Linked DNA regions of Mus musculus: region 2 is linked to region 1. Evidence: chromatin loops called from intact Hi-C (ENCODE). Cell type or tissue: left cerebral cortex. All regions are shown on one strand. Links, peaks and the distances in the headings refer to the core of each region. The heading gives the core; the rest is flanking DNA. Region 1 holds the start of Cuedc1 (CUE domain containing 1). Region 2 overlaps Cuedc1 (CUE domain containing 1).

The links. Hi-C counts contacts between places; a loop is a spot of excess contacts. Peaks named below come from ENCODE experiments on the same cell type or tissue, not always from the same donor. Only the 100,000 strongest peaks of a DNase experiment are listed, where the experiment ranks them.
Region 2: it touches region 1 in a loop (5-fold over the local background); 1 of 42 quality-filtered maps calls a loop at or near these places.

The regions. Positions count from the first base shown.
Region 1 is chr11:88,092,204-88,107,256 of GRCm38, forward strand. Cuedc1 (CUE domain containing 1) reads left to right here and starts at 6,943. Exons shown (of 11, transcript NM_198013.3): 1 at 6,943-7,140. It overlaps 2210416O15Rik (RIKEN cDNA 2210416O15 gene), which reads left to right and starts at 5,855. Exons shown (of 4, transcript NR_045499.1): 1 at 5,855-5,925; 2 at 6,012-6,114; 3 at 6,466-6,549; 4 at 6,659-7,904. In left cerebral cortex, for the core only: a CTCF peak has its summit at 6,966; DNase peaks (open chromatin) are centred at 6,564, 7,008 and 7,661; H3K4me3 peaks cover 1,798 bases; H3K27ac peaks cover 1,856 bases.
Region 2 is chr11:88,180,524-88,195,576 of GRCm38, forward strand. Cuedc1 (CUE domain containing 1) reads left to right here. Exons shown (of 11, transcript NM_198013.3): 4 at 1,958-2,084; 5 at 2,716-2,908; 6 at 4,111-4,194; 7 at 6,538-6,609; 8 at 7,471-7,564; 9 at 8,260-8,318; 10 at 9,532-9,602; 11 at 12,074-13,617. The coding sequence ends at 9,599. It also overlaps a transcript of Mrps23 not described here. Among named protein-coding and RNA genes, the nearest start is that of Mrps23, 16 kb to the right of the region's middle. In left cerebral cortex, for the core only: a CTCF peak has its summit at 7,271; a DNase peak (open chromatin) is centred at 7,200; H3K4me3 peaks cover 729 bases; H3K27ac peaks cover 1,403 bases.

The DNA of each region.
Region 1 (15,053 bases), core at 5,845-8,344:
TTAGTCGCAACAACAGGGAGGAAGTACTACATATTTTCCATCTTTGCAATCTCAGTGGAGGCACATGAGAGAAACACATCAGTGATTATGAACTCAATTAAGGACATTCTATGTTAAAGGTAATTCTACAGGAACTAGGGATGTGCCTCATTCGGTACGGTACTTGAAGCATGGATGAAGCACCGGATTCTGACCTGACGGTGAATACATATAATCCTACACTGAGGATGCTGAATCAAAATGGTCAGAAGTTCAGCTGGGGCTGGAAAGACGGCTCAGTGATTAGCAGCACTGTTCTTTCAGAGGACCCAGGTTCAATTCCCAGCATCCACATGGCAGCTCACAACTGTCTGTAACTCCAATTCCAGGGGATCTGATATAAGCTCACAAAGACATGCATGCAGACAAAATAACGAATGTACATTAAAAAATAAATAAATCGCCGGGAGTGGTGACGCACACCTTTAATCCTAGCACTCTGGAGAGAGGGTCAGGTGGATTTCTGAGTTCGAGGCCAGCCTGGTCTACAAAGTGAGTTCCAGGACAGCCAGGGCTATACAGAGAAACCCTGTCTCTAAAAACAAACAAACAAACAAACAAATCATTAACCCCCCCCCCAAATAAAAGTATGTTGAAGCCATGCCTAGTGATGCAGACCTGTAACCTGGGAAACGGAGGCAGGAAGACTGTTGTGGCTAGTCTTGTCTTTTATGTTTATAACTAACTAGAAGAAACTGAATGGCATAATCTTGCAGTGAATCTTTTGGAGCATCTTTCTCAAAACATTAGATCAGAATGTTCTAGACATTAAACACACTCTGGAAACAGTTTTAATGGTTACATGGGATTCCTCCTGTATGCCCAGTCACCCCTAGGCTTTACTGAGAACCAGCTGGACCACTTGTGTGCAGGCAGGTGGAACCCAGGGTGGTCAGATTTGTCGCTACTCAACACAAAAGCACAAGGTTTTGTTGTCAGGACAAACTAGGTATGTCTTGAGGCTGGAGAGATGGTTTAATGGCTAAGAGCAATTCTCTTCTAGAGAACTTGAATTTAGTTCCTAGCACCTTCACTGGGTGGCTTTTGGTGGCTCACATCCATCTGTAACTTCAGCTCCAAGGGAGCTGACAGCCATGTCTGCTGTCTAAAGCAAAGCCATTCCCATGTAGTATATACTCACAGAAACACAAAACTAAAACTAACTAGCTAACTAACTAACTAACTAACTAACTATCAAAATCTTAGGAAAAAACAAAAAACCCAAAACCTTCCAGAACTAGTTATGTCCCATGCACCAAGAAGTGATTCCTGAGCCAGGCATGGTATCACATGCCTTTAATCCCAGCATTCAGGAGACAGAGGCAGTCAAACTCTGTGAGTTAGAGACCAATTCAAGCTATGAGAGCTGCCTCAAAACAAACAAAACAAAACAAAAACAAAAACAAAACACCAAAAAACAAAAAAACAGTCAAGTTGGACGTGGTAGCATCAATACTCAGTTGGTGAACTTCTGAATTTGAGCCCAGCCTGGTTTACAGTTGAGTTCCAGGACAGCCAGGGCTACACAGAAAAATAAATAAATAATCAATTAATCAATCAACAAACAATAGAGACAGACAGAGAGAGAGACAGAGAGACACAGAGAAAGGTTGGTCCTGGGGCTGGAGAGATGACTCACTGATCAAGAGCCAATATGGCTTTTGCTGAGGACCAGCCAGCTCACAGCTGCCCATAACTCCAGCTCCAGGAGATGCAATGCCTGTGGCCTGCAGAGGCACCAGCACTCGCGTGCACACTCCCATCCAGGAACATAATTAAAAAGAGTAAAATAAATCTTTTTAGAAAGCTGGTCCTTAGGTAAACAGTTACTATGTGTGAGAGGCTTGGAAGGCCAGTGGTCTGAGAGGGAGCAGCAACCACTTCTCTCTGGGAACTCTGCAGAAACGGACTGTACCACCGCCGGGCTTTCCCATTTCTAGGCTTGCCTACCTGGATAAAGGGACAACCTGTGCCTAACTGGAGGAGATGGTGAAGCTCTTGGGGGTATTTCTCAGGACTTAGAATAGCATCTTCCCAGTTATCCACTTAGTTATCATCCTCTAAAAGGGATAGTTTCGCCCAGCTTGTTTTTAGACACTGCTTCTCTGATTCAAATCCTCAAGTGATGTCACCGGTGATCGGCGTGTCTCCTTTGGTTTCTCCATGAAATCAGCCAAGCTGTAGAAGGAGATGGGATTACCCAAGCGACCAAGTGGTCATACACATCCTCCTCACCCCCATCCCTACCCTCCTGTCCTACCACAGGCCTTGTTAATGTCTTTGGTGGTGCTAGGAAGAAGGTCTCATGTTGGCGGGGATGATACAGTCACTTTCAAAGCCATGACTGCTTGCTCTTGTGCACTGTTAGTCCTAAAGGTGAAGAAGCATCCTGTCTTCCCTGGAGCCCAGCTGTTGGGCAACAGCTGTGCATCAGCCTCGTGCATAATAATAATAATATCACGCATAATGATAAATGCCCCAGTGGCCTGAGCTTAGCATGGACAGAGACTAGACAGAGGCACCCATCACCTCCCCTGTTGCAGTACGGGAGCAGAAAGCATCCACAGTTGGTTCTAGCACATGTAGGTGGGGTCGAGTAGGACAGGAAGGAGAATAGAAGAAAGGCACCCTGGGAAGACCTGACAAGAGGAAGGTTAATGTGGACGCTCAGCTTACCAGGTTCCAGTCAGCGATGGTGGTTTTGGACCATGAGATATCTACACCGGGGTTTCTCTTAGGATGCTCCCTGAGGAGACAAATGTACTAAGAGACGACTGAAGGGAAAGACCCACCCTCACTGCAGCCCAGATCAAAGAGAAGTCTGAGGGGAGAGGATGCATGCTAGCCTTTCTTCCTTTCTGAGTAGGTATCACTGCTGTGGAGCTCAGACATCGGCATCACAGGCCTGTCAATATGGCTTCACTCTCACCAGAGATCTTGGTGCATGTCCTCAGGACTACGGTGGCATCGCACTTCTGGGTCTGAGCAACTCCTGGGTTCTCGGTTTCTCCAGCATACAGACCACCATTTCTGGATTACCTAGTTCCTATCATGTGAATCAGCCTAATAAATCCCCTTTAACTTTTTTGATTATTTTTATCTTACTTTTATTTTTTTTTTTATGTTTTCAAGACAGTGTCTCTCTGGGTAGCCCTGGCGGTCCTAGAACTCACTCTGTAGACCAGAGTGGCCTCAACTCAGAGATCCACCTGCCTCTGCCTCCCACTTCTGGGTTTAAAGGTGTGAACCACCACCCTCTGCCAGTAAATCCTCTTCTATGATATGTTATGTAATATATAATAATACATATACATGTTTTGTTGGCCCCGTGCCTCCGTGCTCACCTTCTCACACTGTAGGCCACAGCCCCAGATTGGGTTGCATAACTGAATGCGAAGGTTACACAATTTTTGGAAATAGTAAAAGGTTTCTGAATGCAGTGACCCAAAATTAATTTGAAATCAAACACTCAATGAACCTGAGCCTTTTCTGGCAGCATTCACGCGTGTCGTATCCACGCTTCAACAGAGACTTTGTTCTGAACATACAACACACACATTTCACATCACCAATATCACCGCAGAAAACAAAAAAACAAAAACAAAATCCAGCTAATACACCCAGAATCACATTGGCTGGAATTCAAGAATATTTATTATACATTAAGAGTTGCATTCTGCCGGGCAGTGGTGGCGCACGCCTTTAATCCCAGTACTCGGAAGGCAGAGGCAGGCAGATTTCTGAGTTCGAGGCCAGCCTGGTCTACAGAGTGAGTTCCAGGACAGCCAGGGCTGTACAGAGAAACCCTGTCTCGGGGGAAAAAAAAAAAAAGAGTTGCATTCTTTATATGCAAAGTTTCCTGTTTTTTTTTTTTTTAAATAGAATCAAAGTAGTTTAATTATAGAAAACAAAGAGTTTTAATTTGTCACTCCCAAGAATGGATCAAATCACTGTTATTTGTTAGAGTGTTTGATTTTTTAAAAAAATTGCTGTTGGAGGTTGCTGACTTGACTTTCATAGACAGTATTAAATGAAACTAGGCATAGTGGCAGCGGCCTTTAATCCCAGCACTCATTGGGCATATGTGGGTGGATCCCTGGGAGTTTGAGATAGGTCTGGTCTACACAGTGAATTTCAGAACAGCCAGTGTTATGTAGTTGAGATCCTGTCTCAAGAAATATTAAGTGGATTTTTGCTTGGGATTAGAACAGATTCCAGAAATTTTTGAAATGGCCCTAAACATACCTTGCCAACTTGTACTCTGTGTTAAACATCACTGGATGCTCTTCCAGAGGACCTGGGTTTGATTCTCAGCATCCACATGATGGCTCACAACCATCTGTAACTCCAGTTCCAGGGGATCTGATGCCTTCTTTAGGCACACATGTGAATGCAGGCAAAACACCCAAATACATTAAATGAACTAGACCTTAATCAGCACAAGTAAGGGACCTGAGGCACAGAGAGTTAAGTGCCTGGCCCCAAAGTCATGTAGCAGGTTGAAGAAGTCCTAAAGTTTGGTGCCCACTGAAAACTATTAACCTCTGTGAACACATCCTAGGACCTAGTTTGTTGGAAGAGCAGGAAGGAATTGGGTGCTAGAGAAGGCTACTGAAGAAGCGTGGGGGTTGTTGGGGAAACCTTGTAGGATGGGCAATCTGTGGGGTGGGAGAAATTTCAAAGAAGCCTTAAAAGCACCTGGGGTTGTATCAGAGCCAAGAAGTGGGGTAAGCAGGAGGTTCATGGGTTTAGACAACCAGGTTCCTGCCAGGGCCTCCCACAGAGTGTAGCTCCTGGGATGACTGGGGAAGAAGGCCAGACCGCAGGAAAGAAAAGCTAGAATGAGGCTGGAACAAGTAAGAGATATGCGTCTCCATTTTAGAGGAAGTCTACTTCGGATGAGATGACATTACTAGGGCGATGGCTTGCGGGCAGGGCAGGATCAGGACAGGATTAGTTTAAAAGGGGGCATCTTGAAGTGTTGGTAGGCTTGAAGCAGAAAGGGGACGGTGGAAAGAAAGAACGGATTGGAGTTCTCTGAAGCAGGCAGGAAGTTTGGCTAGAGAGCAGGACGGGTCTCTCACCAGCTGTGGAGAGCAGAGCACAGGGGCTGGAGCCAGGCAGCAGCTGTGGGAAGAAGTAGGGGAAAGGGAAGGAAGGATGGCTACAGCTGGAGAGCAACAGAATACCCAGGAAGAGGGAGGGCAGGGACTGAGCTGGTTAGCCTCTGTGCCAAGAGGTGGCGTTTAGATGAGGGAGGAATGGTTTTGAGTTTGTTGTTAGCCTCCATGAGATCTCCAAGGGACCTGATGCTGGAGACCTGAGGCAGGCAGCAGATAAGAGGGGCTGGGTTGCAAGAGAACCTAACCTGAGCCTCTAGGTGCTCAGAGCAGCAGTAGGGGAGAGTGAAGTTGCTCTGGGTATGAGAAGCAGGGGTGGAGGTGGGGGTGGGGGTGTAGGGAGGCAGGACTGGGAAGCTGCTTCCGGAATCGACCCCAAAGGAGGACATTGAAAAGCTCACAGACAGGCTACTTCAAGGGTGACAATCACAGCGACTAGCTGGCTTTGCTAACGACTTGAATGAAAATACATTTCATAAGCATCCTAGAGGCACGCACAAACAGGAAAATCTCCAGATTGGTAGCCCCCACCCCAACCCCAAGTCCTGAAATGTCAAAGTGACTGGGACAGATTAGAGAAAGATTCTGCCAATAAGCAGAAAAGTGACAGGTGAAGTTAACACTACAGTATAAAGTGACAAACTCGATACCATCATCTAGGCTTTACTGGCCGAGAGGATAAATCCTGAGCGCTTGGTGACATCTCAGTCAGCAGCCACATCGGAGGACTTCAGAGTCAGAATTTTTCACGTGGGGTCCTGATAGTGTGAGGGTTCCCGGAAGCCGGGTGAAGGGGCATGGGCAGAGGGGCCGAAGGGAACAAGGGATTCTCAGAGGTGGGGTTTCTCCCAGGGTATCCTCAGATTCCACCTCGCTGAAGAAATTACCCTTGACAAGCAAAGGATGGAGACTCTGGGGCCTTGGTTTGTGATTTTCACCATCAGATGTCTCTTGGGTGAGCATGCCCAGACTTCTCAGCAAAGATTGTAAGTCTTCGGAAGAGGAGAGGGCTGTGTGCAGGGCTCCACACACAAATGGGCAGGCTCTTCCATCATTCCCTCTGTTCCCTTTTCTCATCTCCAAATTAGTGCACAAAACCAAACCACTTGGAAAATTAACCAGTTGATCGACCGTTTATTAAAACGTTTGTGGAATCCCTTATCGAGGCTCAGAAGCCTTTGAAGTAATGGCGAATGCTGGGTGGAGATAAGATGTTAGTGGGTGGTAACTTTGATTTTCCTAATCAACTTCACGATTTCCTCTGGCCTCAATATTACATTTTATTTCCTGAACTCTAACTCCGCAGAGCTGCCACTTTCCCACACTCCTGATGTCCCCAAGCCCAGAGAGGTTCGTGCATCTTCTACAGCCCTCACTAGTGGCTCCTCGTGTATGTCTGCAAACTCTCAGGTCAGCCTTGCATTTAGGTCCCCCTCTTTCCCAAATTTCCCACGTCTCAGGTCTCCTTGCTTTAACAACCCCTTAAGGTGCTTCCCAAGTCGGCAGAGCCCAAGCGCATCACACCGGGCCATAAAGGGAAGATCACAAGTCCTCAAGAGGAGCGGTCTGTGCAGGAATGCACAGAGGAGACTGTCCCAGTGTCCTCAGAGGCCCCTTGCCCCTTATCCCTCTCCCCTTGCCCCGTATCCTGCGCAACCGCATTGGCCTCGGGATCCCTATTCCTGCTTCCAGTCCTGGGGAGAGGGTCTGGGGGTGTCGCAGCCTGAGCCCCGCCGCGCGCGCAGCCCCGCTCCTCCCCGCGCGCCCCACTTGTGGCCCCGCCGGCAGCTTCGCAGGGACAGCTGCATTTCTCGCCGCCCGCCGCTAGGAAGCCGGCCTCGCCTCGCTTTCTCCGCCTCCCGGCGCCCAGCCGCGCCGCCGCGCCACCAAGCCGGGCTGCCGCTGCCGCCGCGGGACCGCGCCCCTCCCCCGCCGCCCGACCCCAGCGGCCCCGCGGGAGCGGACGCGCGTGCGGTGCTCGGTAAGACCCCGATTCGCTCTCGCCGCCCCTAGCGCGAGCTCGCGGGCGCCGCGCTCCACCCCGGCCCGGTGGCCCCACCTTCCCCGGGAGCATCGCCGAGGCGCGGCCGCGAGGGCCGGGCCGTCGCGAGTTTGAGTCCTCGCGCGGTGGCCAAGGCTGCCCGGGAGCCCGCGGCAGGTCCCCGGCCGCCCTCCCTCCGCCGCTGCCCGCCTCGTTCCTGGTCCTGGGCACAGGGAGCGTGCGGAGGATCCCGGGGCCGCGATCCGAGGGGTGGTCGCCGGCCAGCCGGCGCCGCGAGGAAGGGACGCGAGGCCTTGGGGAGCCTGCTCAACCCGGGTCTCTCTGCTCCCCGGTTCCCCGCTTTGTGTGGACACCCTCCCGGCTTCGCCCGGGCTTGGGGGCGCAGCCTGAATGGCGATGGCGAGGCGGGGGCCTGGGTTGGGAGCTGAACTCCTTTTAGGGGGAGGGGAGAATCGTTTCCTGCTCCCGCCGTGGTCACCGGTCGGTTCAGCCTTTTCTGGTCCCACCCGGTCCCCTGGGAGCTGCGTCTCTCCGCGACCCGGCTGGAGAAAGTTCAGAATGCGCTGTCCCCGCCCCTGCTCCCCCGCCCCTCGAACTCTGAGTGCCTGGGGCGCTGAGCTCCAGGGGGCCGGGGCTTGCCTTTATTCCTTCAGCGCTCTTGGGTTTCTCTCTGAATGGTTGGTGGCTTGCCACCCCAGCATGGGCTTGTCCATTTTCTTTCCTTAATAAAAAGTTTCAGCTTCAAGAAATTCATACTGCTATTAAATTCCTGGAGAGGGTGTTTTAAGGAAGAGAGATTTTTAGATTTCCTTTATTTGTTTGTTTATTTACTTATTGTAAGAATAGAGGGTGGGGGTGGATAATTGGGAAGATAGTGATGAGATACCCTAGAGGTGACGTCGGATAGAAGACCATGTGCCTTGGTCACCACCTGGTCCTCAGTAGCCTGAAACCCAGGAAATACACCTTGCAACACCCTGAGCCACCTGGCCCAGGAGAAGGGGTTCTGGAGTTGCTCTGGCCCTCCCAGCCCTAAGGTTCTTTACAGACCTATGGAGTTAACTATGTATGCTGTTTGAAGGCAGTGTGTGATACTAGGAGTCTCCTTATCTTATAGATGTCATCTCATTATGAAGTTTGGCTCCTGCTGGATCGAATGTGAAGTGGGACCTCCGTTTAAATGGAGGGATGGTACCTTTCTTTATGTAGCTTGGCTTGGGCCACCAGAGGTTCATCCAGAAGGTTGGATTGGAAATCACCCGTCCACACTCTCTTGCTGGATGGAGCAGGAGACAAGGAAACAGCTGGGTACAGTCTTGAAAAGCAGAGGCTCTGGGCAGTTAGGGTAGCTCAGGGTTGGTGAGAGATGGAGAAGGCCAAGTCTCAGAGTTAGACCAAGGGCCTCTTTGGGATCTGGTGAAAGCTATACCCTAACCACACTGCCCCAACATGCACAGGTGCTGGAGCATTCCTGTGCACTGCCAGGGGGCATAATATGTCCCCTTGGTGCTAGGGTTCTAATTAAGACCCCTATATTAAGAGTTTTCCGTCTAATTCAGGCCTTTTGGAGCAGATTCCAACTTTGTGGCTAGTTAGTAGATAATCCCAGGGGGCCCAAAGTAGAAATGCTGTGAGGTTCTTTCTCATGCCACTTTGAACTTGTGGCCATGGAGACCTGGAAGCTCTGGCCCAGCTCCCAGCTCCCTCCAGTTAGCTAGAGGGCAGGGGCAATTGAGGTGGCCATTCTCCCAGGACTAAGTTTGCTGTCTGTTTGGTGGGGAGGCCCTAGGTACCGTGTTAGGGCCACAGGGCTATTGAATGAAGGGGAAACAAAAGGATAAGTGTGGGTGAGTATAGGAGACGTTTTCAGGAGCCCCTGTTTGTCTTAGGGACACGAGGGGCCTCGTGGAGAGCATTCGTAAGTATGGAAGAAGAGTCTTCTTGGGGAGCCTTGGAGCAGATTTTCCCAAGAAAACAGTCAGGGTAATTTGCAGTTCTTTTCATTTCTTGAGACTTCAGAACACAAATGGAGGACAGACAAGCCACTGAGGCTCATTGCCTGTACAGTTCCAGAGACGGTGGTTCTGCTATTCTTACCCATAATGCTCTGGATGCTGGGCTGTTGGGATGCTGTGCAGGTGTCTGCTTGAGATCTGGAGGAGCCCAGGATCTTCCATGTCAGACTTCTCTGCCTCAGTACTCAGAAGTCTTCCTTAGGCTCACGCCACCTCTGATGGACCAGAGGCCCCCCCCCCTTTTTTTTTTTTTTTGGTTTTTCAAGACAGGGTTTCTCTGTGTAGCCCTGGCTGTCCTGGAACTCACTTTGTAGACCAGGCTGGACTCGAACTCAGAAATCCACCTGCCTCTGCCTCCCAAGTGCTGGGATTAAAGGCATGTGCCACCACCACCCGGATTTTGAATGTCCTTTTAATGAGGCCACTAATATTGTCTTTAAAGCCAGTCACAAACAGTAAATGCAGAAACCAGGCTTGGAAGTAGACCTCCCGTCTCATAAAACGCAACAATGGCGGTCTTGGTTTGAGTGTGGTAAGAAGTTCTGACTCCAGGGATCTAACCTGCAGCCTGCTGCAACCCGTGCCATCCAGCGCATGGGGAGTTCTCTTTAGCCAGTGAGTGTGTGTGTGGCTTGGTGTGCAGAACCATCCATTGTTTCCTTCAGAGTTCCCTAAAGTCACCCTGCTGTTACTAAGCAACAGAGCTGAGAATTTCTCAGAGCCTTGGGCTCACCTCTGACCAGGCAAGGTGAGCAGGAGCAGGAGGTGTCTGGGGTTTGCTGGCTCCTGCCATTATGACAAGTAACAGTTAGGTCTGAGGACCCAAAATGACGGTGGTCTAGCGGTCCCTGATATGGGAGTTGGAAGATGTCTTGGTGGCAAGCAAGGCTCTTGTGGCAGGGTCCACCTTGCCTTGTGTCTGGGATTTACCTTCCTGCTGAAACTCTCTCTGGCTGCCACATATTGGTGGGTAGACTCGAGATGTGAGTTGCCTTGGCTGCTCTGCTGTTTGTTGAATCCTCTCTGCTTCCAACCACCCATGTAATAAAGCAGCTAAAGTTCTCATCTTCAAAAGAGGTCACGAGGCCGGGATGCAGCCCAGTTGGTAGAGTGTCAATGTACTTTCCTAGCAGGCACAAAACCCAAGGTTCAATCCCCAACATCCTCTAAACTGGGTATGGTGGCATAAGCTTGTCATCCAAGCCTGGGGACGTGGAGGCGGAGGGCTCAGAAGTTCAAGGTCATCCTTGGCTACATAGAGAGCTTGAGGCCTGCCTGGGTTATGTTAGACCCTGCCTCAAAAAAAAAAAAAAAAAAAAACAACCTAAAAATAAAACTATTCATAAACATAGCTAGGAGGTGGTGGCTCACACCTTTAATCCCAGCACTCAGGAAGCAGAGGCAGGTGGATCTTCAGGTTCAAGGCCAGCCTGGTCTACAGAGTGAGTTTCAGGGCAGCCAGGGCTACACAGAGAAACCCTGTTTTGAAAAACCAAACCCAAACCTCAAACACCCAAACCAAACCAAACCAAACCAAACCAAACCAAACCAAACCAAACCAAACCATAAACCTATTCCTAAACAATAGATGGAGGAATTGCTTGGGAACACAACTCTCTTCTTAAAGAAAACATGGCATTGCGTTGCTATCATGGTGTTGTCAAGGATCTTCAAGTTCTTGCCTGGAAACGGATGTCTAACCTGCACTTCAGGAAGCAATCGAGCCATTTTTACTCCCATTTCTACTAAGAGATCTTCATGGTTTGGGTTGGTTTTGTGGTGCTGGATATTGGATTCAGAACTCTGTCCGTGCTAACTAAGCGCACGTCTGCCGCCGAGGTCCACTCCTAGCACCATGGCTTGCAGGATTCCCAGAACATGCTTAGACATCCCCCGCGGGGCTCTCGGTCTGACTCTGAAGCTTTCTGAGTGCTTCCGTGTCTCATTCCTAGAAGGTGTCGGAGGACGTCTCGCGTTTGCCACAGACAGAACGAGTTCCTTTGATAGTTACTGTTATTTCTGCACGTGGGCTCGAGAGCTCCGAAACTTGGTGCTGAGAAAATAATCTTTGGTTAAAACTGTAGCGGCTGGGACAGATGTGGTGTTAGGGGGAGGGGATGATAAGTGGAGGTGTACGGTTGCTGAGACGTCAGGGTGAGATAGGAATCGTGAAATGACTCAGTAGGGTTGAATGGCTTTTCTTTCAATGTTAGTGTTGGTCCTGAGGGACAAGGCACCCAGCGAAGAGTGACAGGGTAGGCAAGTGAAGAGTGATGGAGTGCCTGATAAAGGGCTTTGTATGAAGGAAGAATGGGGACTGGGATATGGTATAGTGGCTAAAGGTCTACACACACACACACACACACACACACACACACAAGTAAAAACATAATCTCACTCCACCAAGGAGCCAATCCTTCCCGTGGTCAGATGTGGTCTAAAAAGTTTGTTTGAGACAGTCTCTATAGCCCTCAGTGGCCTGGAACTTGCTGTGTAGATTAGGCTGGCCTCAAACTCAGATATCCACATGCTTCTGCTTGATGGTGTGTGTGTGTGTATGTGTGTGTGTGTGTGTGTGTGTGTGTGTGTGTGTGTCTAGGTTTAAAGAAAATTGTTAAAGATTCATTCATTGTATGTGTCTGAGTGTTTTAGCTGCTTGTATACCACTGTGCCCCATGTGGTGCTGGGAACAGAAATTAGGTCCTCTACAAGAGCAACAATTGTTCTTAACTACTGAGCCATCCCTTCAGTGCATCCTATGTGTCCTTAATTCTTGGGATGGAAAGATGGCTTAGTGGTTAGGAGTACTAGCTTTCTTATGAAACCCCTTGAAGTGACATTCATTTCTCAGGTGAGGAAACAGAGACCTAAGAGGCAGCAAGAGGCTACATAGCATGCCTGAGGTCGTGTATCTCAACGTGGCAGAGTTTGGGTATGTGGGGGTAAGGCCACTGTGCTGTACTCAAGGTCTGCCAATGCAGTGGTTAGTCCTTGGAATAGGTGTGGTAGGGTCTACTTAATGCGTTCTGCTAAGAGCTGCTGGCCAAGTGAGCTAGTTAGGCCTGACCTAGGGCACAAAGCTCACCAAGACTGCCCTGTCCTCAAGAGGCCTGCAGTCCAGGAGCAGGATAAACATGTTAGTCTAGCGTTTCAGTCACCCTGGGCAAGAGCTGTGAGGAGATGAAACTCTGGAGCCAGGGCTGTAGCTCCTGGGGGCAACTGCTGATGTAAAGCCGGGAAAACCCATGCCCAGCCCCCATTAAAAAAAGAAAACAAGGTGAAACACGGAAGAAGGGGGCAATCGCCAGTCAGAAGAGCTTCTGGAGCAGACAAGACTTGGGGGAGGGGACTTGTGCATGGAGTCCAGGTAAGCGGCAGTTGTCGTCCAGGCACTGGATCTAGTCCCAGCACGTTCCTGCTCTGAGATGCTAGTACAACCCTGTGGCAGGCCTGTGGCATGTGAGACATACTAGGTGGGGTTTTGTTCGTTTTTTGTTTTTGATCCTGTAAAGTCTTTGCCAGGTGAGGCAGGAACCCTGTAGTGTGGCCAACTTCCTAGATATATGGATACATTGGGGTTGCTGTTTGTCTTTGTGGGTTTTGTTATTTCTTTTTTTTTTTTGGTTTTTATTTATTTATTTTATTTTATTTATGAGTACACTGTCACTGTCTTCAGAACACCTAAAGAAGGCATCAGATGCCATTACAGATGGTTGTGAGCCACCATGTGGTTGATGGGAATTGAACTCAGGACCTTTCAAAGCATAGTCGTGTTCTTAACCGTGAGCTATCCTTTTGACCTTTTGTTGTTATTTTTGAGATAGTGTCTCATTTTAGCCCAGACTGACCCAAAACTTACTATATTGGCCTGGACTGGCCTTGAAGCCATACACTCTTCCTAGCTCCATCTCCCAAGTGTTGGGATTATAGGTGTAAGCTACTATGCCAAAAGTTTGAATTTGTTTTTTTTTTTTTGTTTTTTTTTTTTTTTTTTGAGACATAGTCTCACTTTGTACATCAAGCTGACCTGGAACTCACTCTGTAGCCTAGGCTGGGCCTCAAACTCCTTTTGCCTCTTTCCTGCCCTAAAGTGTTGAGATTATAGACATTAGCCACCATGCCTGGCTGCTTTTAGTGTTTCTTCTTTTTAATGATTAATTTTATTTATGTCTGCGGATGTTTTGCCTGCATGTGTGTTGGTCCACCACATTCATGCCTGCTGACTTCAGAGGCCAAAAGAAGGCCTTCTGGTCCTTGGGACTGGAGTTACAGATGGTTGTTAGCCACCATGTGGGCGCTGGAAAGCAATCTGGAACAGCTGCCAGTGCTCTTAGCTTTGGGGCCATTTTTCCAGGCTGGTTTTTGTGGTCTTCAATAGCTAAGCAACAGTCACTTCTCATGATGCCTTCGTCGAACACACTGAAGAGACACAAGTCTTACCAGCTTTGATGCTAGGAAACCAGGCTGTTCACTAGACAGAGCACCAGAGGTGAATGAATTTAAATTGCAGGGGTAGGGTGTGTGTGTGTGTGTGTGTGTGTGTGTGTGTGTGTGTGTGTGTGAAGAAGATAGAGGGAGGATGTTCCAGATAAGCTGTAATGAGCAAGAAAAGTGACTCATTGGAGCAGAGGGGAAGGCCCCTACCCCCACCTCCGAAGGGCTTAGGAAATAGGATCAAGATTCATTTATCTCTGTGGTTTAAGAAGTTCATCTGCAGACAGGAAGATGAAGTGGAGGTCCCTAGAGGTCCATGCCCACTCAGTGATAGAGGGATGAAAGCTGGAATTTTTGAGGTAGAAGGCTGCTCAAATCTGGCTTAACCTCTCCTTGTGCTATGGCGTCATTGAAGAAAGCTGTGTGACAGAGGGCAGTCTGTCCATGAATTTAGAGTCCAGACATAAATCCTACCTGCTCAGCAACTGGGACTCATGCCTTGCCTGGGTCCTCGAGACAGGCGTGTTCTCTGGGCGTGACCTGCTGCCACATAGGATGGAGTCCAAGCCTTCGGAAAAGAGGCAAGGACACAGGAAGTAACGGGACATTTGTCAGTAACTGGCTGCAGGATCATCCGCTCTATTCGAAAGACAATGTCACTTGAGGCTTCTGGGTTTTTGACTTCACTGTTTAGTCAGCTCCCTGAGCTCTGCACAGGGCCAGGGGCCCTCGGTAAACCCTGTGGAAGGAATGAGCAAACAGTAGCTAATCCAAGTTAATTCGCTGTGACCATTTACTTATTGGGCCTATGGTACAATCATTTCATGATTACTCCCACTGGCAGAAAAGGATCTTGATAGGATGAGGGGCAAGGGCAAGGTTAACAGGGCACATCTGGAGAGCCTTCTTCCAAAGACCATTAAGGGCAGGCATGTTCATGTACTATGGCTTTTTCCTCTTTCCCCAACCCCTGCTTCAGACATAAAAGGTTTCAACGCTTATGACAATCTCAGCACATTTAATAAGATAGTTACAGAAGTCTCAGAAGAAAACAGGATTGCTCTCAAAGGGGATTCGATTAAGAATAAATCAGACTGGGCCCAGTGGCACACGCCTTTTATCCCAACACTTGGGAGGTGGAGGCAGAGAGGCAGAGAGGCAGAGAGGCATAGGCAGATGGATTTCTGTGAGTTTGAGGCCAGCCTGGTCTACATAGTGAGTTCCAGGACAGTCAGAGCTCAGTTAATCAGGGAGGCATGGTAGAGCATGTCTGTAATCCATGTTGGGCCACATCACCACCCATATACAACTCCAGGGGGGCTCTGATGCCTCTGAGTTCGATGGGCATTTGTACTTATGTGCACGCACACATGCTCACGTGTGCGCGCGCGCACACACACACACACACACACACCAATTTAAGTACCTTTTTTTTTTTTTTGG
Region 2 (15,053 bases), core at 6,170-8,669, 89 kb after region 1:
CGGTCTCCTTCCCCTCCCCCACTGCTGCTGGGTTCTTCTCTCCATCTGCCTGAGTCCCAGCAGCCCAGGAGGCCCCTCCACAGGCCGCCTGCTGTTTTTGTGTGGAAATTGTTTTACCTCAGCAGCTCATTTCTCCCATTCCTTTCCAACCATAATGGAGTTGCCGGGCTGCCTGCCCTGGGCTGGCCCCCTCCCTCAGTCAGGCAGCTGAGGATGACTTCACCCCAGGGTTCGGAGGAGGATGACTGATGGACTTTCCAGGACCCGTGCCCAGCAGCCCGGGAGACTCTGGAAGAAAAGGAATTCTCCCCATGTCAACCCTCATCCCCTGGGCATCCCAGAAATACAAAAGCTAGAAGGGTCTTAGTCAGAGTTTGGACTCTCCCTGGGCAGTCTGGGTGGATTCCAGATATAACTGAGTTGGGGTGTTTACCTTGCCCCAAACGAAGCCTAGACAAGCCTTCTTCCATTATGGCTGGAAGTGGTGTCTGTGGGACTGACAGATGGGCCTTGGGAGGGAACCAGAGCTTGGGACAGGGACATAAGTGGCAGAGCAATGTGGAGGAGACCGAGCCCTGGGCTCCCCTGCAGGCGCCTCTCTGGATATCCATGTGTGTCTCTGGCTTCGAGCTGAGCTCCCCCTAGCACTTAGCAGCTGGTTATCCGTCTGCTGCTGCCCCCACCCTCCCCTCAGCCCTCCCCTCGTACCCACCGGGCCACCAGCCCAAAATAGAAAAAGGAAAGGAAGTTATTTCCACAAGTTAGCGGCAGACGGAAAAGCTCCCCTCCAGTGAGGGGGTGGAGGGATTCCTGGAGCTGGAGGCCAAATCAAAGCCAGGCCGAGCCCAGCATGGCCCCCACCACCTCCCCGCCGCCTGCTTTCTCCATGTGTCATTTCCCTGATTCAGCAGGACACGTGTCCTGCGGTTGCCACGCAGCAGGCTGCTGGGGAGTCCTGGAGCTCCTGGCCCAGCTCCAGGCTTCCTTCGGGCCTGGGCTTGGGATAGAGCCTGGGGTCAGGGCAGCCAGGCCCTTGGTCCTCTCCTGTCCTGGCTGCTTAGCACAGACACACCTTGTCTGGGAAGAGAGGCCCCATAGAACCCCTTGGGAACAAGACCCTAACTCTGGGCTCCATCTGTTCAAGCTGCAGCTCATGGGGATGTGTGTGTGTGAGTGTGTGTGTGAGTATGTGTGTGTGTGAGTGTATGTGTGCGTGAGTGTGTATGTGTATGTGTGTGTATGTGTATGTATATGTGTGTGTCTGTGAGTGTATATGTGTGTGTGAGTGTGTATGTGTGAGTATGTGAGTGTGTGAGAGTGTGTGTGTGTGTGAGTATGTGTGTATGTATATGTGTGAGTGTGTGTATGTATATGTGTGAGTGTGTGTGTGTGTGTGAAAGTGTGTGTGAGTGTCTTAGTACCTGGGCAGGAGAGCAGCAAGATCTAGAATTTATAACAAAGTACCAGGGGCTCCTCAATGTTCCCTCCCCTTTGCTGGCTATAGTTGAGCCAGAATGTGAACTCAGACCTGCTTATTGTCCAGGAATCTCAGGGAGCTCCCGCCTCAACAAACGAGGACAGAACGGGCTGTCGGCAGGCTACTTGTCTGCTGTTGGGGGTGTGTGGGGTGTGATCGCTATTATTTAACAGTCCAGCACTGTGCCAGCTAGGGACATAGCACAGAAATGTCTGACCCCACCCCCACCCCCCACCCCCCAGTCTGTAGGGGACATTCAGAAAGTCCGTATGTAAGTCTGCAATGTTGACTGGCTGCCTTCCTTCTTGGTCTGCTGTTTCCCTCGTTCAGCAGAATGCATGCCTGCACCTTTGTTCAGAAAGCGGTGTAGGCACTGGATACTCTGAGCAAGATCTCCATCTGCCCAAGGGCCTGGGATGGGCCAACAGAGCTATGGCTAAGCCTGACTATGCCCTGCTCTCCTTACCTCTCATCCCCCAGGATTGATGTCCCAGGCTCCGGACAACCTGCAAGCCAGAGACGCTACAGAAACTGGAACCCACCCCTGCTGGGCAGCCTCCCGGATGACTTCCTCCGAATCCTTCCCCAGCAGATGGACAGCATTCAGGTAAGAGGCTGCCCTCGAACCTCCACCCTACCTGCCTGCCTGTCCAGCATCTCTCCTGGGCTACATCTGTCATGGTCTGTACCAGCCAGTTTTACTTCCTGGTTTTCAAGCTCAGGCTGGGCTGCTTCTGTGGATTAGAATTTGTAAGGAAAGAAAGGCAAACCTACAGCCTCGCTTCCCGTCTGGCCTGGCTCTTTTGCTGCAACCATCACCTCAGGCTGGAGGGAGGGAAATGGGGTAGCTAATGGTGGGATTGCTGCTTTCCTTTCCATAGGCTCTTCTTTCAGAAGATGCCCCTGATATTGGGGCATGCAGCTGGCGTAGAGGGACATGTGAGACTGGGAGTCCATGCACAGGTGGCTGAGCTGTTTACAAATTGATTTTCAGGATGATTTAGGTTCCAAAAGAAGGAATGAGGTGACCCTAGGTTGGGAGGAAAAGTCCTTTTGATGTTCTTCCTGCTTCTGCTGCATGGGCAGTTCTGAGCTATCCAGTGAATTCTGGCTAGTGACTGGGTCCCGTTGGGAGGAGGGGACTACATGATGAGACAGGAGGATTTTGGGAAAGCACACCTGCGCATACAGCTGTACATGGATTTAAGTAGGTGATGTGTATGCTCACTCTTCCTCAGGGTCACCCCGGGGGCTCCAAGCCTATGAGTGGAGAGGGAGGCCCACCTCCGGCGCCAGGGCCCATGGCCTGTGACCAAGACAGCCGCTGGAAACAGTACCTGGAAGATGAGAGAATTGCCCTCTTCCTGCAGAATGAGGAATTCATGAAGGAGCTGCAGCGAAACCGGGACTTCCTCCTCGCCCTGGAGAGAGGTGGGCACCAAGCCTCACCACGCAGAAGAGAGTGACAAGGGCAGGAGCCTCGGGCCTCCCTCAGGAGGCGTCCTGCTGGATGTGGGCATGCCAGGCACTTTCTAACCTGCTTGAACTTGGGCCTCCCTGGGTCATTCAGGAGCTCCGGGTTTCAGTGCGGGTTGGGGACACCTGAGAACCCAGAGGAAGAGGGTGTGCTCACTGGGCCATTTCCCCTGCCCTGCATATCTGTTTGAGCTCAGCATTAATTAGTCTACGCTTGAGAGACAGGGAAAGAAATGCTGCCTTTCCTACCAACCTCTAGCTACAAGTCAAGGATACCATGTCTTGATCCCTGTGGACAAGGTGACTGGCTTTATGGGTGACAGAATGGGAGGGTCCTGAATGGAGGTTAGAGCAGGATATTTGCATGATCAATGGATGGGTCACCCTGCTCCCCAACCTGGCTGCTTTTCCTTTTGAGGTAAAGTTTGGAGACAGGGCTGAGGAGGTGGGCTTGTCACAGAGGGAAGGAGGGAGAGGGGAGGGAAGGGAGGGAGTCTGAGGTGTTGGGGAAGAAGGAAGCAAATTGTACTGCTGGCTTGCTGGGCTGGAGGAAGCAGGCCTACAGGCAGGAAAAAAAAATGGTGTGACTAGAGCCAGGCAGTGGTGGTGGTGGTGGTGGTGCACACCTTTAAACCCAGCACTCAGGAGGTAGAGGCAGGTGGATCTCTTGAGTTCGAGGCCAGCCTGGACTACAGATAGAGTTTCAGGACAGCCAGGGCTACACAGAGAAACCCTATGTCAAAAAGCAGAACAAAACAAAACAAAACAAAAAGAGGGGGGGCTTGGCTTGGCTGAACATGTAGCTGATACCTGCAAGCCCAGCGTTAAGGACACAAAGGAAGGAGAACCATGAGTTCCAAGAGAGCCTGGGCTCCATATTAAGACCCTAAGACAATACAATCAAATAGGTTTGGGGTCTCAGAAAGCTGCTAATTCTGACATTCCAACATTGCAAATGCTTAGTAGGTAGTTGTTTCTATTATCACAAGTTCTTCAAGAGCTGGTAGGTGTGTGTGTGTGTGTGTGTGTGTGTGTGTGTGTGTGTGTGTGTGTATGTATACTTGTGTGCTTCGGGGGATTCAGTCTCCTGCGGCCTTCAGTGTGCCCCCGGGCACCCTGGAGCTCACTTCCCTGACAGAATCTGTCTCCTTCTCCAGACCGATTGAAATATGAATCCCAGAAATCCAAATCCAACAATGCGGCGGTTGGAAATGACGGTGGCTTTCCCTCCTCTGTCCCCGGTAAGCTTGCTGTCCCGAGAGAGGGCCTGCGGGGCTCACTGGGCCCACGCCCCAACTTTATCTTCAATATTGAGAACTTAGCGGTAGAATGAGGAAACAGACCAAGGGTGGGACCCGAGGCCCTTCAGCAAGCAAGAAGGGATAGATAGATCTCCTGTGGAGTGAGATATCCCCTTCACTGAGTGGACTTAGGCTCTCGCTGTCCTGGGAGCTGTAGGTTACCTACCACAGGCTGGCTGACCTCCCAACTATTTCTGGATCTTGTCCTACCAGAGGACACACCGAACCATGTCATGTCTCTTAATAGCAACTGCGAGGACGAAGGCCGTAGAGTCTTGTGAGGTTTGTCTTAATGAGGCTTAATGCCTAATTAGTACACCAGCAACGGCAAGGCATACATGTTGACTGTATCCAGTCCACGGAGAGAGAGAGGGTGAGCTTAATCTGGGAAGGGTTCATTCACTTAAGTAGCTGCAGGCTCTCTGCCCTGAGACACCCACTGCCGTGTGTGGGAAAGAGAAATTCTGTGTATGATGTGCAAGATGCTTTAACAAGAACTGCCAGAGAAGGGGCCAGAGAGATGGCTCAATCAATGGTTAAGAGCAGTGGCTGCCCTCCCCCCCCAACCCCCGCCCCCCAAAAAAAAAAGAAAGAAAAAGAAAAGAAAAAGCCGGGCATGGTGGAGCACACATTTAATCCCAGCACTCAGGAGGCAGAGGCAGGTGGATTTCTGAGTTCAAGGCCAGTCTGGTCTTCAGAGTGAGTTCCAGGACAGCCAGGGCTATACAGAGAAACTCTGTCTCGAAAAACCAAAAAAAGAAGAAGAAGGAGAAAGAGAAGGAGGAGGAAAAGGAGGAGGAGGAGGAGAAGGAGGAGGGGGAGGGGGAGGAGGGGGAGGAGGAGGAGGAGGAGGAGAAGAAGAAGAAGAAGAAGAAGAAGAAGAAGAGGAGGAGGAGGAGGAGGAGGAGGAAGAAGAGGAAGAGGAGGAGGAGGAGGGGAGGAGGAGGAGGAGGAGGAGCAGTGGCTGCTCTTCCAGAGATCCTGAGTTCAATTCCCATCAACCATATGTTGGCTCACACCATCTATAATGGAATTAGATGGCTTCTTCTGTCATGCAGGCATACATGCAGATAGAGTACTCATAAGTATAAACAAATATCTTAAAATTCATTAAAAAAACAAAACAGAGGGCTAGAGAAGCAGGGTTTTATAGTCTCTCCTATGACCGCCTCTCCAACTCATTTCAGACTACATGTGACTTCCCTTCAGTGCCAGCAGCACTGGGGCTGACAGGCCAGAGTGAGGACTGTATTAGTAAGATGTATAGACTATAGCAGAGCTTAGATTGGGAGTGTGAACAGAGACTCTGTATTCATCCTTGGCTCCTGGACTCTGAATCTTGGGTCAGTTCCTGCTATCACCCCATATCCATATTTAAAAGGGATCAGCCGTGTGTTTTTCAGGAGCAGACCCTCCGTCCCACAGCTGAGCTGGGAAGGCAAGAACAGAAGGGTAAGGTGCCCCCGCTAATCCCAGCTCAGAGAAAGAAAATCCCATAGAACTGATTCCTAAGCAAGCAGCCAGGAGCTTAGGCCTCACCAGATGTTCAGCTGGGAGTTTTCTTGTCCTTGATTCCAAATTAACAAGGGACACTGGAGCTGCTGAACTGGATCAGAGTGACTGAAAGGGAAGTTAGCAGACAAGGTGACTCGGGATGAGCCAAGTTACAGGACGGTGAGCTGCAGCCCAAGGATCCTGAGAGACCCACGCAGGTGGCTCACTGCGTTCTGACTCTTGGCTGAGCCCTGCTCTTGTTCCCGTTCAGCATCTGGGAGGCGTTCTTGGCTCTCTGTCCTTTCTGCTTCAATTCACGAGAGTTAGGATGCACAGAGGGTCATGATGTGCTGGCAAATGGTTAACCTTCTGCTCTGGGTGCAGGAGAAGGCTGATATGCAGGCTGGGGGGATTTCCGAGACATAGATCTCCCTACCAGCTCACTTCAAACCACCATCATGGCTTTGAGGACATGGGACTGCTAGAGAGGCTGGAACCCAAGGCCAGCCAGTTTCCCATACGTGCAGCAGATCTTAAGGCTGCCCTTGTTTGCTCCGAAGAGGAAAATGTACCTTGCAAGAAAGAAGTACTCTTGCAACTTGCCTTAAACTCCTATAGCAGGGAAGAAGCCGGGACTTGTTCTGTAATAAGAGAACAGACAGAAACAGGGATGGAGGGTATCCTCTGACCTCCTTCCCTAGAGCCTTGGCCAGGTGCTCACTCTATCTCTTAGTGGGACCTCGGAGACCCAATGGGCCTGGTCCCTCAGCAGGTGTCTCCTCCTTCCAGGAACCAGTGAAACCAACCCCACTGTGTCAGAAGATGCCTTATTCAGGGACAAGTTGAAACACATGGGAAAATGTGAGTCTTGCCCCTTTTCCCCTCCTTGTCCCAGCTCTCTTGAGGCAGGCCCTGTGGCCTCATGAGAGGGAGAGAGCCCCCCCTTCCCCCCCCCGGAAGATTTTTAATGCTATTGACTCTTGCTGAACTCCGGGTGACATTTTAATCACAGGCTAGCTCCCTCAGCCTTCCTGCCTTACTTTATTCTGCAGCTGAGTCTGGAGACAAATTAAGTTTAAATCCTCTTGAGCCAGCTGTCTGTTGGAAAATAATGTGTGTCGGTGTTCACATTCTCTGTGGCGTGAGGACTTGGCCGAGACTGGAGTCACTGGCTGAGTCTGCTTTCTGTGGGAATGGCAGACATTTTGGGATAGGGGAACCTCGCCCCACTGCCCGCTTTTTTTTGTCATCCTCCCGTCTCCAGTCTCATAGACCCATAACCAGCGGGGATGAGGCTGGAGCCTTTCAAGGTTTTATTTCAGGGAAAATTTCCGATGACTCATGGAAATCCTAGGACCAACTGTGGAGGTGGCTGGGGAGGGGCGGGAAGGCCGTGGCAGCCAGCAGCGGGAAAGAAAGCCAGGAGCCGTGGTTGTGTGGTTGTCCGCCTCTAGGGAAGGAATACCCGGATCTTGGTCTGGAGGCAGGCTGCTGTGTACTTGACGAGTGCTGGCCTGTGCTGCCCCCGGAGGCCGACCTGGGATGGCGCACTTGCTCCCTAGGTGGCACTGGTGTCTGCTGTTCCTGTCACTTTCCTCTTCCCAGTCCCCACCCAAGGGGCCTGGTGTGGCGCTCTGCCTGGCTGCCCCCAAACCTGGAGGGAAGCCATCTGATGCTCTGGCTCTCTGGAGCATTAAGGGCTCACGAGTCTTTCTGCCCCAGCTACGCGCAGGAAGCTGTTTGAACTCGCCCGAGCCTTCTCCGAGAAGACCAAAATGAGGAAGTCAAAGAAGAAACATTTACCGAAGCTTCAGTCGTATCCTTCTGCTTGGCCCTGGGGTGGGGTGGGGAGCACTGACAACAGTGATGGAGATCCCGGCTGAACCTTCCTCGGGAGTGGGATGCGGCTCTGCGGCCGCCCCTCCTTGATTTGTGAACCAGGAAACCCCGTCATCAGCTCCTGTGTTCCTTTCCCCGGGGACACCGTCCTTCCAGTGCCTTCTTTACTTTTGGCCTTAAGTCATCTGCATTTTGGGAGAAAGACATCGTCTTCCTATTGAAATCACCGAGTCTTCCCCTAATTTTACTAGAACTGGTTCATAGGTCCCTGCAGCTGTGTCTCCAGAGGCCTGCTTTTTTTTTTTTTTTTTTTTCCTCCACTTTTGGCTTTTTGAATGAAAAAAAGTTTCCCTGTCTTCACACCAAAGTTCTCATCCGTGCTTATCCACAGGGCCCTGGATATTGAAAACTGAGTAGTTGAAGGAGAACGGGGGAAATGTCACTCTCCCTGTCCCTAGTGATGGGGGCAGAGTAAAGGGGTCGGGCCTGGCTAGCTGGTCCATTGATCCCAGGAGAGGGTCCTGGAAGGGACACCATTAGGCAGTTTGGGAACGGGAGGGATAGTAGAAGCCTCTGAGGTTGGTGGGTTATCAGGACAGAGCACAGGCAGATTGAACAAGCTGTCGCAGTACCCATCCGTCTCTAGAATAGTTTTCCTGAACAGTCCGGCAGGCTGGGGGCTGCTGCATCCACAGCCAACCTCCTGGATGACGTGGAGGGCCATGCTTACGGTGAGGCAGGTCAGGGGACGTTGAAGTCTAAGTTGCTTGGGATGGGTGACCCTTCAAGAGGAGGTCCTGAGGGTCTAATATTCAGCAAGGGAGCACTCAGTCTGGGGGACATGTCAGGGGTTGGCAGACAGGTGGCCCACAGAAATGTGGTCCCTTGTCATGAGGTGCACACACTGACACCTGCTTCCCATCATCCCTGAAGAGGAACCCAGGGTGCCAGGCACTATTCCCAGAGAATGGTCCCTAGGGAATGAGGGATAGACTGGCAGACCTCATACACAGACAACCATAAATTAGAAAGGCTCAGTCTAGCATGCAGCAGTGGTACACACCTTTAATCCCAGCACTTGGGAGGCAAAGGCAGGCAGATCTCTGTGATTTCAAGGCCAGCCTGGTCTACAGAACGAGTTCCAGGACAGCCAGGGCTACATAGAAAAACCTTGTCTTGTAAAACCAGAAGAAGGGGACTGGAGAGATGGCTCAGCAGTTAAGAGCACTGGCTGTTTTTCCCTAGGGCTTGTGTTCAATTCTCAGCAACTACATGATGGCTCACAACCATCTGTAATGAGGTCTGATTCCCTCTTCTGGCATTTGGGCACACATGTGGACAGAACACTCATATCCATTAAATAAATAACTAAATAAAGATAAATACTATATCTTTTTTATATTAAAAAAAGGAAAACCAGAAGAAAAAGTAAAAAAAGGAAAGAAAGAAAGAAAGAAAGAAAGAAAGAAAGAAAGAAAGAAAGAAAGAAAGAAAGAAAGAGAGAGAGAGAGGGAAATGAAAGAAAAAGAAAGAACTTTTTACCCAGCCCCTTCTAAAGGTCATAAGGGGTCAAAAGACCTCTCTAGGCCAATCATGGATGAACCCTCAGCATTAGGCTCTTAAAGGGTCAGGAGACACCAGATACAAAGACCAGAGGGCCCTGAGGTCTTCTGGATAGTCTATCACTCCTATCCTGCTTGATAGATTAGAAAAACCAGGGCCCAGACAAGGGTGAGACTTGGCCAAGGCCACAGTGCTCAGTGGTAGAGTCAGGCCAGCGCCCAGGTTGCCTCTGCCTCTTTTACTGTACCCGCATACTGCTGCTTGCGGTGTCAAGATCCAAGCAAAGGGTCAGAGGTCAAGCAGCTCCCCTGCCCAGCCTGAGGATGGGCCCACATGAGGTTCTGCAGAGTGGAAGATGAGGCCTTTCCCTTTGCCTTTCAGAGGAAGACTTCCGGGGTAGGCGGCAGGAGGTGCCTAAGGTGGAAGAGGCCCTAAGAGAAGGACAGTAAGAGGTAAGGCTTGGGACCACAGTTTCCAGGGGCAGCTAGGGCAAAGGCCTATTACCCATCATGGGTACTTCAAGGATCCAGAGGTGCTGGGCTGGAACATCAAGTATCAGTGGCCTTTTCTTGTTTTCTTGTGGCAGGGCACATGGTTTCCCCCTGTAAACCAGCATCTCTCTATCTCTATCTCTATCTCTATCTCTATCTCTATCTCTATCTCTATCTCTATCTCTATCTCTATCTCTATCTCTATCTCTATCTCTCTCTCTCTCTCTCTCTCTCTCTCTCTATCTCTATCTCTATCTCTATCTCTATATCATCTAACCCTACTACCTTTGCACTGGTTATATAAATGAGGCTGGCTTTGAACTTCAGACCCTCCTGTCTCCACTTCCCAAGCACTGGGATTACAGACTTGCTGTCTCACTCCTGGCTTTTGTACTTTTAAGAGTTTGGTTATTTATTCATTTATTTATCTGACAAACAATAATCACGCCTGCCTTCGACAGATGCCCTGACCAGAAAACCAAACCGGCTTTTGACCTTGAATAGTTTGCAGCCCCACTGACAAGACATTTCCAGGACACACAGTGACTATTAAGAGGATAACGTAAGAAACACTGTGGTTGTCGTTCAGAACTGTGTCCAGTGTTCTGCTGACGCTGGATGGTCAGGGACCTGCTAAAGGTCGGGAGATGGTCCCCTGGAATGGCTGCTTCTGTCTGGAGCCTCAGGGTTGGGCTGTCTCTCCTCCAGGCTCCTCTCTAAACTCATGGGGGGGGGGGTGTACCAGGGAATGCCAGTATCTCCTGCAGGACTAGGCATGCGTGCGCCTCTCCAGGTGCCTCTGGAGCCTCAGGGTTGGGCTGTCTCTCCTCCAGGCTCCTCTCTAAACTCATGGGGGGGGGGTGTACCAGGGAATGCCAGTATCTCCTGCAGGACTAGGCATGCGTGCGCCTCTCCAGGTGCCTCATCCCCCAGTGAGAAGCTGTTCTCCCATCCACCTGCTTTGCCTGCCCAGCTGCTCTCCTGCTCCCCACACTCAGCATCTTTTCGGCTTTCTTGAGCTGTGGTGCAGCAGTTTTGGCCCTGTTTCCACCTACAGAGGAACAGATGTTCTTCCTATAGTAGTTGTGGAGATGACATAATCCAGGCAACAGAGGGCATGGTCAGCAAAAGCAGGCACCGCCTTCTCCCATCTTGTCCCCCTTCCACATTCTTCTCTCCCTTCAGCTCTCTTCCATGCTTTCCCCGGATTCCCTCACACACAGAGCTGCACCCCAGCAAGGGCAACTAGGGAACTATCCCCACCTGTGCCCCTTCTGCCATCCCACTGGTCCCCAGGGAAAAGGCGGTCCTCCCAAAGCCAACTCATCTTGGATCATGCTCATCACTTTTGAGCTTCCAACTTGTTTCCCCTCCCAGCTCCGCACTGTGAAAACCAGATTGCCCAGTGTCTGTTGCAACCCTACAGGCTCCAGAAAGGGACTGAATCAAGGTGGTCTGTCACCTGCCAGCTCCAGGGCCTGCTGTGCATTCTGATGCTCCCTTCCACAGTCGAGGCCTGGTTTGCCTATCACCTCAGCATCCCTGGCTTTTCTTCTGACTCCTGGGAGCTGGTCTTCATCAATGCCTATTCATTGCTCTGCCTCTACCTCTCTTCAGTTTTCTCCCTTCCCTCTCAAAGGACCCGCCTCCCCTCTTCCACAAGAGCTGCTCTTCCAGATCTGTTGAGTCCCTGCTGCATCCTCTGGTCTCTACAGTGTGTCTGTCCATCCTGTCAGCTCACTGCAAACTAGTCTCTCCTCCCTGTTTTCTTCCTCCTAGCTTTTTCCATCAGTCTTGACAGACTACCACTCATGTCTCCATTGCCCTACCTGTTAATTCTTTTACCAACCCGCCCCCTGCTTTTTGATATTTTTCAAGACAGTGTTTCTTTGTGTGGCTCTGGCTGTCCTGGAGCTAGCTCTGTAGATCAGGCTGGCCTTGAACTCACAGAGATCAGCCTGCTTTGGCTTCCGGAGTGCTGGCATTAGAGGTGTGTGCCACCACCACCCTGGCCACCAAACACCACCTCTGTGCTTTTTTTTCCCTGTGTCTTCTGAACAAAAGTCCTATGAACTCAGTCTGGTGCCTGAGGCCCACTGAATTCTAGTCTGGGATGACTTTTCTGCCCCTTCAAATCCTCGGATTTAGTGTAGCTCCTTGAAGCTACTAACAGGACTCAGGGGTGGGGCAGTCTCCCACCTGTGAGGCCTCCCCATGCAAAAGCTTCCTTTCCACTTCCATCTCCTCCCACTCCACGTCTAGCTGCTAAGGTCCCTGCAGTTGAGCAGTGGGTATGATCCAAGGCAGAGTTCCAGAATGATCTAGAACCTCCGGCAAGAGGAGGAGGAGCCTCATATTCTCCGGTGGCGGGGAAAGCCGGTGACGGAGGAGCTCCTTTGATGAAAAAACGTCTCATTCTCTCTACTCCCCAGGTGCCAGCAGCTTCACCTTGCCAGAGATGCTCTGACTGGGTGGGGGCAACCAGAGAGCAGCACCAGTGCCCTCCAGCTGCAGCCCAGACAGACGGTGCTCGCACACCAAGGCTCAGGCTTCTTCAGCCACACAGCCCAGCCCAGCCACTGCCGCTTTCCACAGACAGGACTTAGAACTTTCAGAGCTGCTTATGATTGGAGGAGGGGCCTGGAGCCTTCGAGACAGCAGCCAGCCAGCCACAAACCCCATTTGTAGTCTGGCTCCTCTATAGGGGATGAGCAGAAATGCAGGAAACCCCCCCCCCTTTCCAGAAAGAAAGAAAGAAAGAAAGAGAGGAAGAAGAAGGATCCCAAGGTTCCAGTTAGGAACTGACAAGATGACCCATGTGGAGATTCTTTGGGCCTGAAGAGAGTTCGGTTTCTTTCCTATCTCTCCTGACCTGCCACAGTGGGTCCGATCTATACCCTCCCCCAAGCCGCTGCGGCCTTCCCCCCCCCTCCCCCCCAAGGTCTCCTGCACCTCAGCCTTGTCGGGGACTGCTGACTCTTGGCTCCAACCCTGCACGGAACTCTGGACACTTCGGTCTTGTCGGGTCCAGTTTATAGGGCTGCTTCTATTAAGGGCTGGCTGTCACCTCCAGCAGCCTCCATTTGACCCAGCCGGGATGGGGAGAGTGACCCCGGAGCTGTCGGATTCTGTTTAGGCAGGGTCTTTAGTTAGGCTGAACACAGAAACAGGTTCTAAATTTACATCACAGTGGAGTACCCCAGGGGCTGGACCGGTCCTGCTGTTTTTTGTAAGAGGGGAAGGTGCTGGAGTTTAAGAGTTGGGGTGACCCCAAATGAAAAGGTGCAGACTGACGTGCAAGTTGCCGAAGTTGCCAGCCTCGGCAGAGCGGCAAGCACCTAGAACGAGAACTTGCCGGGTGCCTCAGGTGGAGAGACCAGAGGCGATTTAAGGAACCTGCACCAACCACTGCCACGGGACGGAGGCCGCACCCGTGTCCCGCTCGCCCCACGACCTGGGAACGCGCTGACCATTTAGAGAGATCTGGGAAGTCTGGACAGGTGCGGGGGTCCTGGTTGAGAATGGGATCCGATGCGTGGGTGGTGGGGGCTGCTAAGGACTGGCAGAAAATGGGAGCCTGGTGGGCATGGGACCGCAAACGCCTCAACTCCTGCGGGTCAGTCGAGCTTCCCCGGGCTCGGAAGAGAGGTGTACGCAGAGAGTGACCAAGTGGGGAAGCGTGCGCAGCCAGTCCGGGTGGGGGTGGGGACCACGTTGGCTCCGAGCCAGGCCCGTGAACCCTGGAGAGAAAGACAGCTCCCCACCTCCAGGAGCCCCGGGAGGCTAAACTGAGCTCCAGACGTGTCTGGGCCCTCCCTGCTCCAAGGCCGGGCGCCCTCGGGGAAGCCCTAGGTTTGTGTGTGTGTCACTTTGTTATTCTTTCCCTCCAGTGTGTGTTTTTTTTTTTGTTTTTTTCCTTGGAGCTGTTTCATAGGAATTCCGGTAATAAAGACTTGGTGTTCTCTTGGTGCTCTGATGTGGCCAGCGGCGTGGGCTGGACCCTCCCTCCTTTTGTTTCCGCAGGTGAGAGGATTTGGTTTTTGGAGTCTTGCCGAATCCTTGGGTCACCTGCCTCGCTTTTCCCATCCTCTCCCCCATCTGGTTGCCTCCCCGCCCCCCAAAACACACACCTCCGCTAACCTTCACTCAAGGTTGTTTTTAAGACCCAGAGAACTCAGTCGCCCTGCACACCACCATAGGTGGTGACACCTGCTGTCTGTGTGACCTGCTGGCTTTGTCTAGCAAGCCTCCTTCCTCTTTGCCGCTCAAAAAACCAAACCAAACCAAAACAAAAAGCCACTTGCTGATTGGCGAGAAAACAGGGTTAAGAAACCCAGCCCGTTGTGAAAGCGTCAATACCGTGCTTCCCCGCATTAAACACCAAAGCAGGGATTAATGGTGACTTGGGGGTGTCACCATTAGGTGTGCATCACAGAAGTGTGCACCTTGCACTTCAAAAGGAACGCAACGGCTTAGCTTCCTCAGTCCCCCAACTCAGCTGGACTCTTTCACCTTTACGTGGGCAGGGACAGGATGCTGGCGACTGAAGAAGGAAACGGGCAATTCTCAAGGTTAAATGTCTTCCTCATGTGGAGACTTGTGACTTTTAACAGCACACGTTTCTTGTTCTGGGCTCAGAGTCATCTCGACAAGGCTCTTTCCCTCAAGGAAAGGATTTCAAGCTAGGATATAAACAACTGTTCCTGTTGCCCTGCCCTCGGGGTCCTACCTTAACCCTAACAGATACAGTTAGGCTGGTATGGTGGCATTCCTAAGTCAGGTGGCATGCTATACATGCAAACTAAGATTCTCTTCCTACCTTAGGCCAGTTATTCATCAGTGTCCGAGAACTGTGCTGTACTGAAAGGAAGCTGTAGAGCTACCTGTGTGCTTGTAGAAATGCTTGCCTTCTAGGTTCTGGAGATCTGATGCTCACTTCTGACGACACACACACACACACACACACACACACACGATAATTTTTAAATAAAAATGTTTTTAAAAGAAATGTCCCGCCAGGCGTGGTGGCGCACGCCTTTAATCCCAGCACTTGGGAGGCAGAGGCAGGCAGATTTCTGAGTTCGAGGCCAGCCTGGTCTACAAAGTGAGTTTCAGGACAGCCAGGGCTAGACAGAGAAACCCTGTCTTGAAAAACCAAATAAAATAAAATAAAAATAAAAATCTATCAAAGTTACAACAGGAAGGCATTGTAACAAGCTCCGAAGATAACTCTAATCTATACTCAAGTCTGAAAACAAGTTCTGGGCCAGGAAGATGATGTCATAGGAAAAGCACTGGCATCAGCCAGCTGAGCTTGATCCCAGATCTCACTGTGGAAGGAGAGAACCACCTGAAATCCTCTGACCTCCGAGTACATGCATTGGCATGTGCACACGAGCATACACACAATTG